Regions from separate parts of the Homo sapiens genome. Here regions 2 and 3 are each linked to region 1. Evidence: chromatin contacts called from ENCODE Hi-C or POLR2A ChIA-PET data. All regions are on one chromosome and are shown on one strand. Each heading gives the region's core, a stretch centred on a gene start or an enhancer-like site at or near the end of the contact. The rest is flanking DNA. Distances are from core to core; before and after follow the strand shown. Region 1 has its middle 120 kb from the start of SNORD155. Region 2 has its middle 39 kb from the start of ZBTB20. Region 3 has its middle 93 kb from the start of ZBTB20.

The links. Hi-C counts contacts between places; a loop is a spot of excess contacts on that map. ChIA-PET counts read pairs that join two places held with the same protein, here RNA polymerase II (POLR2A). Pooled maps may share reads with other maps.
Region 2: a loop to region 1 is called in a pooled map, with 7 times the contacts of the local background. The contact joins two enhancer-like sites. A Hi-C loop is called at or near these places in 2 of 37 single-sample maps with no recorded cell type and 6 of 50 pooled maps.
Region 3: a loop to region 1 is called in a map of endothelial cell of umbilical vein, with 9 times the contacts of the local background. The contact joins two enhancer-like sites. A Hi-C loop is called at or near these places in 7 of 168 maps with a recorded cell type or tissue (GM12878, PC-3, PC-9 and 4 more), 1 of 37 single-sample maps with no recorded cell type and 3 of 50 pooled maps. POLR2A ChIA-PET finds 5 or more read pairs at or near these places in 1 of 52 experiments (SK-N-SH).

Annotation. Positions count from the first base shown.
Region 1 is chr3:115,781,353-115,786,022 of GRCh38, forward strand. No RefSeq gene overlaps it. Among named protein-coding and RNA genes, the nearest start is that of SNORD155, 120 kb to the right of the region's middle. RefSeq lists enhancers at 2,692-3,192, 3,224-3,902 and a silencer at 2,933-2,982. Within about 2 kb of position 2,744, at least 38 of the 41 ENCODE cell types and tissues checked have a DNase peak (open chromatin) inside an H3K27ac peak, as active enhancers do; they include PC-3, PC-9 and endothelial cell of umbilical vein, where a contact is called at or near this core.
Region 2 is chr3:115,184,446-115,189,115 of GRCh38, forward strand. No RefSeq gene overlaps it. Among named protein-coding and RNA genes, the nearest start is that of ZBTB20, 39 kb to the left of the region's middle. RefSeq lists an enhancer at 2,517-2,706. Within about 2 kb of position 2,671, at least 2 of the 41 ENCODE cell types and tissues checked have a DNase peak (open chromatin) inside an H3K27ac peak, as active enhancers do.
Region 3 is chr3:115,237,474-115,242,143 of GRCh38, forward strand. No RefSeq gene overlaps it. Among named protein-coding and RNA genes, the nearest start is that of ZBTB20, 93 kb to the left of the region's middle. RefSeq lists an enhancer at 1,815-3,014. Within about 2 kb of position 2,383, at least 12 of the 41 ENCODE cell types and tissues checked have a DNase peak (open chromatin) inside an H3K27ac peak, as active enhancers do; they include PC-3, PC-9 and endothelial cell of umbilical vein, where a contact is called at or near this core.

The DNA of each region.
Region 1 (4,670 bases), core at 1,494-3,993:
GGGAGAAGCCTGAAAGAGGGGCAGGTGGTGAGGGGCAGAGTTAAAAGTGCAGTTTTCAGTGTGGTGATAAACATCATCCAGCATCATTGTTGGTGGCTGGCCTTTTCTGTGTTTGCCATTTATGCCAGAGAGATAATAGGTAGTTTTCCTTCATGTTTATTTTTTCTTTTTATGATCTGAAGCTACAGTTCTGTCTCATAGGGCCCTACTGAGTTCCCCTTGTCTTAAATCCTATTAAAATGCCTGGCCTATGTGACTCCACCCAAATTAATCTGTGATATCCTCTGGAGTCCATCCTCTCAAATCACCTTGAGTACTTTTCCTTCTTGCTGTTCATTCTCCACTGAATTCCCATGCCCCCAGATTAAGAAAGTAATCTGATAAATAACTAAAAAATATATTATTTGCGCCCATATATTTATGATTTATTTTTGAATATTCAAAATACCCTGCTTTAGCCCAAGTTTCGCAGTGATTTTTATGCTGCGATCTTAAAGATTCCTTTATTATGGCTTTATGTGTGTCTGTTTTGCTTAACCGGAACCACATTTCCAAGAACTCCTTTTGTTTCCGGGTCAGGACTGGCCACAAGGAAAAAATGAACAAGATCTGGAAGGCAGAAAAGAAGCACCAACTATCTTTATGATTTGAAGGTGGGTGTGAAACCAGGCTCACCTAAGTTGTCACTGATCTGCTGGTTCACCCTGTTGGCATGGGCTCCTTCAAGTCCTGCTAGATACCCCTGCTTCTGCTTCTCTGAATCCCTGGCTAGGTATGTGTATGTTTCCTTGGTGAAAAGCGTCAGTTTATGCTGCAAGTCATTTACATGGAGGCCATGAGAAACAACTATGAGTTTCATTTTTTCTTTGCTGTATCCATTTCGTATGCATCTTTCCTTCTTGATCGTCAGCCCTGCAGACTTCACGCCCAAGAGTAGATGCAGAGGCCTTAGACTACTTAACACATTCTCATAATTGCATAGAATCTAAACCCTATAATAAATCCCTGGTTTTATATCACTCACAATGGTTCTACTTCCCTAATAGAACTATAACTGATACATATGCAATGTAGTATCGCATAGCTAGAGTTTCCATACAGTATAAAAGAATATTAGTTTATTTTTCACTATGATTTTGATTTACATTTTTATCACATCATATCTCTTTTACCTCTATAGCAGGCTCAAAACTTGCTATAGATTGAAATGCTTACAAAAGAGTAGTTCTATCATTCTTTAGTATTTCTCAGACTATTACTGTGTCTGATTACTAAGGAACAAAAATGTTTATTTTTATAATTAAGTACATATACATTAATTTTGTTGTACATTTTTTTGCTTTCAACATCAAATTCTGTTTATGCATGCACGTGTAGCAGAAATTGTTGTGCCTTGTATGAATGTTTTTATAGTCCTTAAAAATAATGGATGCAATATCTGTGGTAGCCTGACAGTTTAAATAATGTTCCATTGCTCATTTTATTCAACAGATTTCCATTCAGCAGTTCTTAGCGGTATCTACAATATGTCCAGATCAGTGAATTTCTATGAGGGATTCAAAAGAAATATAAGACACAATTCCTTCTCTCGTGAAACTTATGGTCTAATATTTACTTTTATAAATAAAGGAGAGATTGAGAGACAGATTGTGTGAGAGAGTGAGTGTGTGTGTGTGTGTGTGTGTGTGTTAGGGAAGAAAGGGTTGACTTGTAGCCCTCCCCCAGGGGTGCAGCTTCAAGTAATAACAGTCCGTATTAGGGCAAGGTGGGTACTGTGGCAAACTGGAGAGCCACTTGCCCCTTCTAATGGCAGTAACAGCTCCTCAACTCCCACCAATGGGGTTACCATTTAGGTCAAGTCTCTAGATGTTCTCTTGTTCAAGGGATGCTGTAAATTGGGACAGTTACATGAAAATTCCCACTTAAAAAATATGCACGGAGCGGGCACGGTGACTCACACCTGTAATCCCAGCACTTTGGGAAGCCGAGGCAGGCGGATCACCTGAGGTCAGGAGTTCGAGACTAGCCTGGTCAACATGGTGAAACTCCGTCTCTACTAAAAATACAAAAATTTCCCGGGCGTGGTGGCGCACGCCTGTAGTACCAGCTACTCAGGAGGCTGAGGCAGCAGAATCGCTTGAACCTGGGAAGCAGAGGTTGCAGTGAGCCTAGATTGCGCCATTGCACTCCAGCCTGGGCAACAAGAGCGAAACGCCGTCTCAAAAGAAAACAAAAAAAATGCACGGAGGGAAAACAGCCCGGAGGCTGAATCCTGTCCAACAGTAGTTATAACCCTAGTTTTTCCAACACGAGTAAATATAAAGGCATCTTGCTCCTCTGGAAATAGGGAGAACCAGACCTAGCTATCTTCTTGAAAAAGAAAAAAAAATACTTCTGCATCCTCTCAACTTAAAACGAAGGAAATAAGATAGTTATCAATCAGCATCATTTGGGCATATTGTTATTATTTACTATCATTTTATTAAAATTAATAATAGATTTACTGTAAAAACAGAGCCTGCCTTGCGCGTAGCACTCGATAAACGCTTTTTATTATTCTGCTTGTTGACGCTGTTACCTCTCTTTTGGAGTAAAAGGGGGCGGAATCGCAACAAGACCCCAGGACCCCGTGTGCGCGCGCGTGTCGGGGGAGCTGACCTATGACAAACATGTGCAGAGCTCTAGTACCCAGCCACGCGGAGGCTGCCGGTTGACAGAAGCGTTGCCGCCCCCTGCCGCCGAGTTCACCCTGCCGTCACTGCTGGAAGCCGCACCCCTAGGAAAGGCTGCAAACCCACCCTGCCCCCAACACACCCGCGCTCCCTCTCTGCAGGCCGGCTCCATCCCCGCCCCCAGGTGGCCAAGCAACACCGCCTTCTAGCTTCCTCCCGACCGGGCGGCGCCTGCAGCTGCCTGGGGAAGGAGCCCCGCAGCAGCGCGAGCGGGTGGGCGGGGGGTGCGCGGGCCGCAGGGCAGGAGGGAGGGCGCAGGTAGGCGGGCGGGGAGAAGCTAGGCGGCCGGGCCGAGCGGTCGCGCCCAGCCCTGCCTCTCTCCCTTCTCGACTCACAGGCGGCCTGACTCACTCCTTTGTTTCTGGAAAAGATCTATCTGTACTAGCCCGAGGCGGAATTCACCCCGCCCGCACTCATCAGAAATCGTTTGCTTATTCTCTGCGCCCCTCCGTGCTCGCCTGGGACGCGGGCGGAATCCTGACGCAGGCTGTCAGCCGCGGTGACGGGTGACACCGGGTGAGCAGCCGTCCGCGCCGCCTTCCCTGCGCCGACGGGCAGCGCGGCGTTCGGCGCGCACTGCTGCCCCCTCGTGGCAGGAGCAAGCATCGCAGCAGCGCCGACACCACCGCCCACCTGCAGCCCGGGGAGCGTCACTTCTGGGTGTTTTTCAAAGGGAGCATTTTTACAGCTCCATTCAACTGCTGGGATTAGGAGATGTGGCTCCCAGGTTGATTACTAATGAATGAGAAGGGGTGTGGTCTGTGCGTGTATGTTCTTGTGTGCGTGTACGCGTGTGAGAGAGAGAGAGGGAAGGGGGGAGAACAACTGTAAGAGCATGTTTGTGGTGACAGGATAATGGAGAAGGGAGGAAGGAAGGGGAAAAATGAAAGAGATTAAAAAGCAAGAGAGGCAAAGTGACAGTGACGAGGGAAGAGAGTGACAGGGAAGGATGCAGAAAGAATGCAGGGAGCAACAGTTTGATGGGAAATGGGAGGGGACTTCTGCATGAGAGAGAGGTGAGGATTTGACATCCGTGAGAGGTAAAGTTTCATTTTGGTGAAGTGAACCTTGTGAACATTTCAATATACCTCTCTCCTGCTTTACGTCCCATTTTGTTTGGCAGCTGCTAGAAATGAGTTTCCGTTTTTCTGTCTTGTTTTAATATTCTCATGTCTCCCACATCACTGAGATCATTAGAGGCAGAAACAATTATGTCATGCATTCCCTGCATCTGACAGAACCCTCTGTGCGTGCTGGTTTATTAACTCCAGCCTTGCCCCTCTGCCATCAGCTACATCTGCTTTTGTTATTCTGATCCACGTTTCATGAGCATGCACACACACACTCTCTCCCTCTCTCCACTGACCTCTGTGGGCTCACTTGTCCTTTGGGAAATAGACCAGTAGCTGCTCAGAATCCAAATGTACGTGACAAACACTCTTGAAAAGGCTTCTGCCACCTACTCATCAACAAACAAGCAAAACAAAGCCCCAACAGCCACAAATAGCCACAAAAAAAGGTTCTTCTGGATCACATCTGTAACTCTTGACCTAATCCTTTCATTTTCCCTAGAAGAACAAAAGAAAGAGAGAGTTTTTGCAGGATCTGTGTTAGGCTATAGCTTGTTATGGTGGCAAAAAGGTTAAAAGGGATTTTCTATACCCCATTCTTGGTTACTATTTTGCCAACATTACCCCCCACACAAGTATGTGTGTGGGGGGCCACATTTAGAAAGTCTGGACAGGATGATAAAAATTGTTTTGGCAGAAGATAAATCATTGCATATGGGCGTGGGCAGTAATGCCCAAACTCATTTACCGTAACAAATGGTTTCATGAAAATATTTTGGTCAGTACAGCTTATTTTGGCATACTGAGAGGTGGTTGCCTATCTGTGTGATTGCATAGAGAGGATGGACATCTTGTGGGTCAGCATTGC
Region 2 (4,670 bases), core at 1,421-3,920, 600 kb before region 1:
GCTGGCTTCAGGAGTGAAGCTGCAGACCTTCTCTGTGAGTGTTACAGCTCATAAAGGCAGTGTGGACCCAAAGAGTGAGCAGTAGCAAGATTTATTGCAAAGAGCGAAAGAACAAAGCTTCCACAGTGTGGAAAGGGACCCAAGCCGGTTGCCACTGCTGGCTCGGGCAGCCTGCTTTTATTCTCTTATCTGGCCCGACCCACATCCTGCTGATTGGTAGAGCCCAGTGGTCTGTTTTTGACAGGGCTCTGATTGTTGCGTTTACAATCCCTGAGCTAGACACAAAGGTTCTCCACCTTCCCACCAGAGTAGCTAGATACAGAGTGTCCACACAAAGGTTCTCCAAGGCCCCACCAGACCCAGGAACCCAGCTGGCTTCACCCAGTGGATCCCGCACCGGGCTGCAGGTGGAGCTGCCTGCCAGTCCCGTGCTGGACGCCCACACTCCTCAGCCCTTGGGTGGTCGATGGGACTGGACGCCCTGGAGCAGGGGGCGGCGCTCCTCAGGGAGGCTCGGGAGGCACAGGAGCCCATGGAGGGGGTGGGAGGCTCAGGCATGGCAGGCTGCAGGTCCCCAGCCCTGCCCCGCGGGAACGCAGCTAAAGCCTGGTGAGTAATAGAGAGCAGCGCCGGTGGGCTGGCACGGCTGGGGACCGAGTACACCCTCCGCAGCCGCTGGCCCAGGTGCTAAGCCCCTCATTGCCTAGGGCAGCAGGGCCAGCCGGCTGCTCCCAGTGCGGGCCCACCAAGCCCACACCCACCCGGAACTCCAGCTGGCCCGCAAGCGCGGCGTGCAGTCCCAGTTCCTGCTTGCGCCTCTCCCTCCACACCTCCCTGCAAGCTGAGGGAGCCGGCTCCGGTCTTGGCCAGCCCAGAAAGGGGCTCCCACAGTGCAGCAGTGGGCTGAAGGGCTCAAGTGCCGCCAAAGTGGGAGCCCAGGCAGACGAGGCGCCGAGAGCCAGCAAGGGCTGTGAGGACTGCCAGCACGCTGTCACCTCTCACTATGACCTGGAAGCGCCCCCCAACCCCACTCCCTGCTCCCTCTTGGAGTTATCCTGCCTTTTCAGACCAAACCAATGTACATCTTACATATATTGATTGATGTCTCATATCTCCCTAGAATGTATAAAACCAAGCTGTGCCCTGACCACATTGGACACATGTAGTCAGGACTTTGTGAGGCTGTATCATGGGCACGTGTCCTTAACTTTGGCAAAATAAACATCCTGAATTGACTGAGACCTGTCTCAGATATTTGGAGTTCACATTTGGCAATCACAAATGGATTCTGAGTAGAGGTTCCCCTGACCTTTGACATATCTCCTGTTGGTGCTTAGTACCAGTTTGAGCTGTCTTTATGGGTCAAACCAATAGAATAATTTGCTGAGGCCTGGAAGCATCGCCTTCAGAGAATCCCTGATCCCCCCAGATTTGATCAAGATCTAAAGTTTATTCTGCTGTAAAACTCCTTTTTCTTGGTTCGAGGAAGGGGGAGTTTTACTTGCTTCCAGCAAAGGAGGCAAGTTTTCCTGCTTCCATGATGATGAAAGGGAGGTAACTCCTTTCTAGAGTTTGAGCTTGCTTCCAACAGGGAAGGTGAGTTTGAGTTTTTTCCTGCTTCCAGAGTGGAAGAGAGAAGTCTTCAGTCTGAGACCCAACCCTACATAAGTAGCTGAATTGGGGTTTTGTCTTGGCTAAAGTTAAGATTAACAACCAGCTGATCTTAATTTCTCCTTACCATTAGAGTGCTCAGTAATCATATTGTTGGTTTTGTTGTTGTTGTTTTTGTTTGTTCTGGTCCTTCTCCTTTCAGATTTGACCAACCCTACATGACTTGGTCAAATCTGAATGAGAATTTCAAAGTATGGGTAACAAGTCCTCTCTGAATTGGCTAAAATTCCTCACAGCTGTAAAAGAGGAAAAAACAAAAAACAAAAACCCAAAACTAGGCATTTGGTTTCTGTGTTTGCTTCCTGTCTGAAAAAAAAAAGGAAACAAAACAACAATTGTTCTTTTGTTTACTTTTCTTCCACCCCATACCGCCTTCCCCCTTTGTCATCTTCAGTACCAAGAAAAATCTAGAGAGAAGGCTTCTAATGACTCAAACTCCTTAGAGAACTCAGAACAAAGACACCACTCACCCCTTTTGGGATGTTCTGTTTTCTTTGTGGAGTTCCAAGAGTCATGGGCACATTCTTCTTAGGTCTAAAGCTCTGCTCTCCTGTATTGCATGACTTGACCTCTTTGGCTTTGGGGCTATTAGAGATTACCTTGTACTGTGAGAAGATTTGACCTTGGTGTGTATAATGGTAGGCAAGAACTCCAAAGTTAGGGGTGGCTGAAGGTGGTTTACAGGAAGTGGTTTTGGCTTTTTTTTTCCTTTCTTTCTCTCCTAGGAAGTTATTGTTTAAGGATTCTACTTTTAATTCGGAGATGCATTCTAAAGGGTCTTCTCTATTGCTTTTTCTCCCAGAATTAATGTCAGTTTGGCTTGTATGTGCACATTTGCGTGAGAAGCTGAACTGTTGTTTTCATAGGTAAATGAGAGATTTAGTTTTCTTAGCTTCGAAGAGAATGAACATTTTGCTCCACCCAGCTGAAAGGCACCCGTGGGTGACCAGGGGCCTCGTGGGAGTGTAGAGAGGGTTGACCACCTGTGATTTGCAGCAGCCCTATGGAGAATCCCCATCAAACTTGTTTAAAAAAGGGCTCATCCAGGAAGCACATATGGGAGCTGGTCACTGAGCTTTGAGCCCTCCTGGAGGTGGTAGACCTCCAGAGAATGAAACTGAGACATGAAAGAGGGTGGCAACAACTCAGTGGTAACACACTATGGAGTCCCACCCACAATCAGCACACACCACAAAAACCCTAGGCCATAGCTCAGTTCCTCCTTTTAAGAAAAAAAAGAAAAAGAAAAGTGGGAAATTAATAATCTAAAAACGAGGATAAAACAAGGAGAATGACCCCCTTTGGGGCACTCCATTGGTTTTATGGCACCTCTACTTGTTAGAGTTTGTCTAAAATAGAATTATTATGGTCTTTGTGCACATTTACATGAAAGAAAAGGGGCACTAAGATCGACCTTCAAACTACAGAGTTCTTAAGTTCTCTTTTTCTCTGTTTTTTTTTCTCCCTGCTTTAAAGCTGCTATTACTTTTTGACCAAGATAAAATCCACTGTTAGACTCCAACCATTCCTTTTCATTACTGTTTTCGCAGACCAATAAGTTTGTATTAATATCTCACGGCTAGAGTTCTGAAGTAAAAGCTATAGGATCTTTAGTGTATGAAAATGTATGTGTGTGTTTATGTGTACGTACATGTATTTTGTTGTGTTTTGGCCACAAGGTACCAAATTGGCTTAGTGAGTAGTCATCAATTAAATAATGAACCCCAATGGTTTTTAAGTTCATGTGACTTAAGTAAAATCTTTAATAATCTAGCTTTAAAATTATTGGTAAAGAACAGTAGAAATGGCTTAAGAATTTTCAGCATACATGTTTATTTTCATTTATTGATCAAGCAATTTCATACTTATCTCTGCCAAATACTATAAGGTGTCAAAATTTGGCATAAGGGATACAAAACTATAAACCCAGCCCAAAATACAATTATCTTTGCTTGCATAATTTTTGATAAATAAGAGGTTGATATTGATTCAATGAAAATAGCTAAATATTGAATTATTTAGTGAAATAGCCATAACTTCTAATCTATAGCTTTAGGCAGTCAAGTCCCCAGGCAGGAAGGGGGTTTGTTTTGTGAGGGACTGTTATCATCTCTTTCAAAACTAAACTATAAACTATGATACTCCCAAAGTTAATTCATCCAATGCCCGGAAATGAACAAGGGCAGCTTAGAGGTTAAAAGCAAAATGGAGTAGGTTGGGTCAGACCTTTTTCATTGTCCCAGTTATAATTTTGCAGTTATAGTTTCATAACTTAAAATGATGACTATTGCAGGTATCATAAATAATCTAGGTACACTATTAAAATAATTAGGTAAATGTAATGGGATAAATATTTGTAGACAAACTTGTCATAATTTAGAAACTAAAGTTAAATTAAATAATAGGTATTTCATCAATTGGGTATTTTCAAAAAAATTGTAAGAAAACATTCTTTCTAAAGTGTATCCTTTTTAAAAGGTGAATAATTGTTGTCTAATTCAAAGCTTCTTTAAGGGTTATGTATACAACAAGGAAAAAGAAACCAGGAAATAAGACAGATGTAAAGAAAGTTATATTAATATAATTAAAGAGGTATTTTTGGTAAGAAAGCTTAAAGAAAAATGACTTTATATGAGAAAGAAGCTTATATGGTAAATTTTGTCCTAGAATAAAATAACTGGTTGTTTTAAAAATGAGGGATGTTCAGGACAAACCAGAACTTCCAAGCAGTCATGAATGGTCAGTGTAAGTCATAATGAGAGGATCTATTAAAAAAAAGAAAAACTTTTATGTGACCAAGCTGTCTATAATTAGAGGGAAATTATAATGGTCTTTCTAGAGATTGAGTTTTGATTAAAAAACACACTTATACATGAAAGAATTGGTTCAAACCATGACATTTTCTTAAGGTATTGCTCTACTCTTAATAAATTACAAGACATTATAATTTTTTTAATGCAAAGTTTAACTTTTACTGCATCTTGCTGTTTTCAGCTTTC
Region 3 (4,670 bases), core at 1,133-3,632, 540 kb before region 1:
TTAAGGAACTGCCATGCTGTTTTCCACAGGGGCTACTCTATTTTACATTCCCAGCAGCAATGCACAAGGGTTCCAAAAAAGATATTTTAAAAACTGAAAGTTAATAGTAAAAACACTGCAAAATATTGGGAAGGAGAGCTAGGTTACAAAAAGCTAAGTGGAAGAAAGTTAACCTGTTTCATTCTCACCTTTTAATTTATCTAAACCAGAAGAGCTTCTCAAGTGATGAGTACTGAATGAGTTTCAGATATGTCCTTCTACAGATCCTCTATGTTTTGTGGAACGTATGAGTGTAGTATGGAAGGTGGGCTCTGAGGGGATCAGGCAGGGCCTGGGGTTTACAGCTTGCAGCCTGGAGCAGCCTCTCCCATTTACCCAAGGGTGCCTTACAAATACTTTCATTTTCCATATGGCTAATATATGAAAAAAAGCTTGGAAATGCTGCTCCAAAGTGTAGGGGCAAAGTTAGGATTAAAATCTGGAAGAAATGCAAAAGCATAAAATATTTATTCAACAGAACAATCTAATGAACGTTTACTCTGTTCTAGGATCTAGGTCTGACTGGGGGTAGCTGGGAAATACTGTGGGGTAAATAAGATAAAGAATTATACTTTCAAAAAGCTTGGTTTCTTGAAGGTGAAGGACAAACAAATAAGCAGTTACAGTACAGCATGGAAAGTAACTCACTGGGGGAAGGGGGACCACAAAGTGTTGTATATAGCCACCAGCCCTCACCCATTCCGATCTTGAGATTGAAAGAGAGAGCTCTCTGAACTCTTCTCATTTTCACTGTTACGAGAAGCCAAATGAAATATCTGTTTCTCATTTTATGGGATGTGGATGTTCAGGGTACCTTAGGCATGTCAGGAAAGAAATAAACTGCCTAGACTGAGTAGAGCTGCTTATTAAAATTTTTAGTAGTGTTTGATGGACAAAGTGTCAGGATTTATAAAAAGCATTTGCATTATAATTGAGAGAAGAATTATGAAGACTCCCTCAAGGAAGCCATCCCTGAGAACTTCTCATGTCTGAACTCCAGGCTGAGTTGGGCTCTGGTTCTCCCTGCTCTCAGCACCCTAGGTTTATTTCTTATGGAAGTACTTATTACCCAGTACTGTCATTGTCTGGTTACTTACTGTGTTAGTCTGTTTTGTGCTGTTATAACAGAATACCTGAGACTGTGTAATTTATGTAGAACAGAAAATTATTTTCTCACAGGTCTGGAGCCTGATAAGTTCAAGATCAAGGCACCAAAATTTAGTGTCTGGTGAGGGTCTTCTTGCTGTGTCCTCCCATGGCAGAAAGCAAAAGGGCAAGAAAGCAAGTTAGCTGAACACCTTCTGAAGTCTCTTTTATAAGGGCTTTAATCTATTCATGATGGAGAAGCCCTCACCACCTAAACACCTCCCAAAAGGCCAACTTCCCAACACTGTTGCATTGGAAATTAAACTTCCAACACAAGAATTTTGGAGGACATATTCTGACCACAGCACATACCTAAATCTCCCACCTCACTCCGTGTGTTATGGAGACAGGAATTGTACTCAGAAATGTTTCTGGGAATAAGTAAGTGGAGCAATAAGATAGCTGTAAAGCAACTGGGACCATTTATATGAAGCAGCCAAGATACCCACAATAACTTGGAGAAACTGCTCTGGAAAAGTAGACATTAAGTCTCCATTGTTGGGGTTTCTGACAGCTGTGGCATGGTGGCATGGTACTACCATAGTTCTTCTACTCTAACACTTTCAAATACCCTTTTAGGTTTTTTCCCTAAGTTCTCCCTCTTTCCTTTTTCCCAGATAATCAATAGATGATTAAATGTCTATGTGAATTGCAACTGTCTGAGTTCATTGTGTTATTGTATTTTTTGTTAAATGGGTATAATTTGAAAACAAGACCTAGAAATACTGCCATACTTTATCTGGAGTCATCTTAGAAGATTATTATTATCAGCATAATTATCTACTTTCCATACAACTTGATTGTTCACATTATATATATTTTTGACTTGAGGTGGAAGGATGACAAAAGGGTCTCATTTAACCTTTTCTGTTTTTAAATAGAAGCAAGATTATTTCTAAAAGTCAATAAAGGATATCCCAGAGGAATTGAGGAAAAATGGGATGAGGACTTCAGTAAAACATACTTTGGTGACAAACATTTTGATATAAAATTTTGTAAAAGCACACACATCCTGATGGGAAGAGGATGAGTAATTTCTTTTTAATTCAGAGCAAGTGTTCTAATCTGGCTGAAATTCTGGGAAGTGCTGGAAATCCCCAAAGCAAAGTGCCAGATGCCATTTCTGGATCCTGGATACGTGGGCTTGGTTGCTAAGATGATGATGCCTCCTCCCCTTCACCACATTCAGCTGACGCCTGAGCGACAGGGAGTTGATGTACGCAGAGCACGGATCTAACAATGTCAACTGTGCTGACATCATCCTAGCTGTGCAGGGCTGATGGGAATTCAGAATATCAAACATCATATCAAGGGCAGTGAGCAGGTGTGACTCATTTCCCTGGAGAAGTGGGAGAGAGGAAGGGAGAGGGCAGGATTATCTCACACTGACACACACACAGCCTTTAGACTGAGCTATTTGCGTGGCTTATTTAAAAGCAGCAAAACAATGTTCTGTCTCTCTCTTCATTTTTCTACCGGAAACACTTTATATTCTAGTCCTATGTGTCTCAGCATAGAATCGAGCCTTTCAACATCATAGTGTATTAAAATACACATTATTTAGGATCATTACTTTTTATGTTACATAAACCCAACTATGAGAACAATTCAAACAAATAAATTTTATGTTTTTATTTTCTCTTCAGGTATCATCTAGTGAACTGTTCAGATGCAACTGAATTGAAAAGGAGCTGAACAAAAGATCCTGAGAGAGGTCTGATGAGACTGCTTTGGTATTACCAAATATATACAGCATTTCTGTATTCTAGCAGAGTATATTGCTTGGTACGAGAGAAGGGGTGCATGATAAATGCTCAATAATTGCTCCTTGGGTGAATAATACAAAAAGACTGTACGTTTGTAAGAATGAGCGTTAATATATAGATTCTCATGTATTTTATGGAGTTGATTATGTATCAGTTGACTTTAAGGGAAAATGGTAATAAGACTGGATACAATAACAATTGTGGTGTTAGTGAAGTTACTGGTTTCACAAGTCTCTTATCCATTGGAACATCTTATTAGAATGATTAGGCTAGGGCAATTAAATCAGAAAGGAGTGTACATCAAAACAGTAAACAAAACAAAACTAAACCCTTCTGCTTCCAAAGGCTTAGTGTTTAATAGCAATGAAAGAGGTACAGTGAACTGACATGGTTGTATTCTCTCCAAAATGACCCTAACGTGTCTTATCACTCTGAGAAGTACTAATTTATCTATGTCTTGTGTCAGCCATAACACAAGGAACAAAAGGACAAAAATTGTTGTTACCCTGTACTCAGTGCTAAAAAGTACCACTTATACTTCCATTTACTCTGTGTGTTTAGTAAAATGGCATATGTATGATAGATTGTGAAGCATATTGGAATCTATGTGTATTGGTTTTTATTGGTATAGCTTGAACAGCACAGAAACAGAAAGGTGTGTTTCAGCTCAATCTATAGGATACTACTTGTACAATACAGATGGTGTTGGAGGCAATAGGAGGGAAGAACATGAAAAGAGAGGAGTGACTTCTATAGAATTATATGTGCAATGACATAAAGAACTCCAAGTTCTTGCTATGAGATAATAAGTAAGTTGATAAGAGAGATGAAAGGATATTAGCATGTTCCTAGAAGGCATCTTAAATTTTGAAGACAGATGTTGAGATATGTAGAACAAATTTTCATTTCATTTTCTCTGCTTTGAAATTACTTGGTAAGGGATTATTCTTTCTCTCTGTCTCCAATCACAATTCCTAATACAGACAGTTTGAGATTCACACAATGTTTAACGGTAATGTTCGATTGACGATAATGGTGATGATGATGATGTTGATGAAAGTGATAATCTGTAGACCCTAGACTAGTGATTCTCAAACTGGCTCTTAGAGTCCTCTAGAATATTTTAGGGGAATATGTATATGTACCTGAGGAGTTGCCGTCATAATAGTCCCTGGATCATGACTGCTATAAAAGTCCCCTCATATTTTCTTCTTTCACTTCCAGAAGGACCTGCCCAAAAGTTGTTATTGGTCCCTTTTGAGATGACTTATTTGACATGATGTGCTGCTATAGGACTCTCTAGGAAGAAAGTAGAAAGGATAAAGAGCCATGAACTCATTTTTCTTGAGATAGATTATTACTTCAGTTGAGAGTATGTGGTTAACACTGTTTTATTAACCCATAGAGGGAAAATATCATCCCTTATCACCAGTGGACAGAACAACACTGCAGCTGTCTCCCTTTGGGGGTCAACCTGACTACCCAGCCTGAGATGCAAAGGAACAATTTAGAAGCTCTGTGGGGAAAATTTTCATAACTGTTTGGAAAATTCTTCTTCTCATATTTTGTTTGGGGAATGTATGATTGGGAGTCATGCCTACATTTCTTTTAATGGGAGCCATAGTTATTTTTCTTCAGATAATCACATCTAGTGAAGAAAACTCCTGGATAGTGCTGCTGCCACAGAACAGATATTAAATTAGATCAGATGTAAAATAA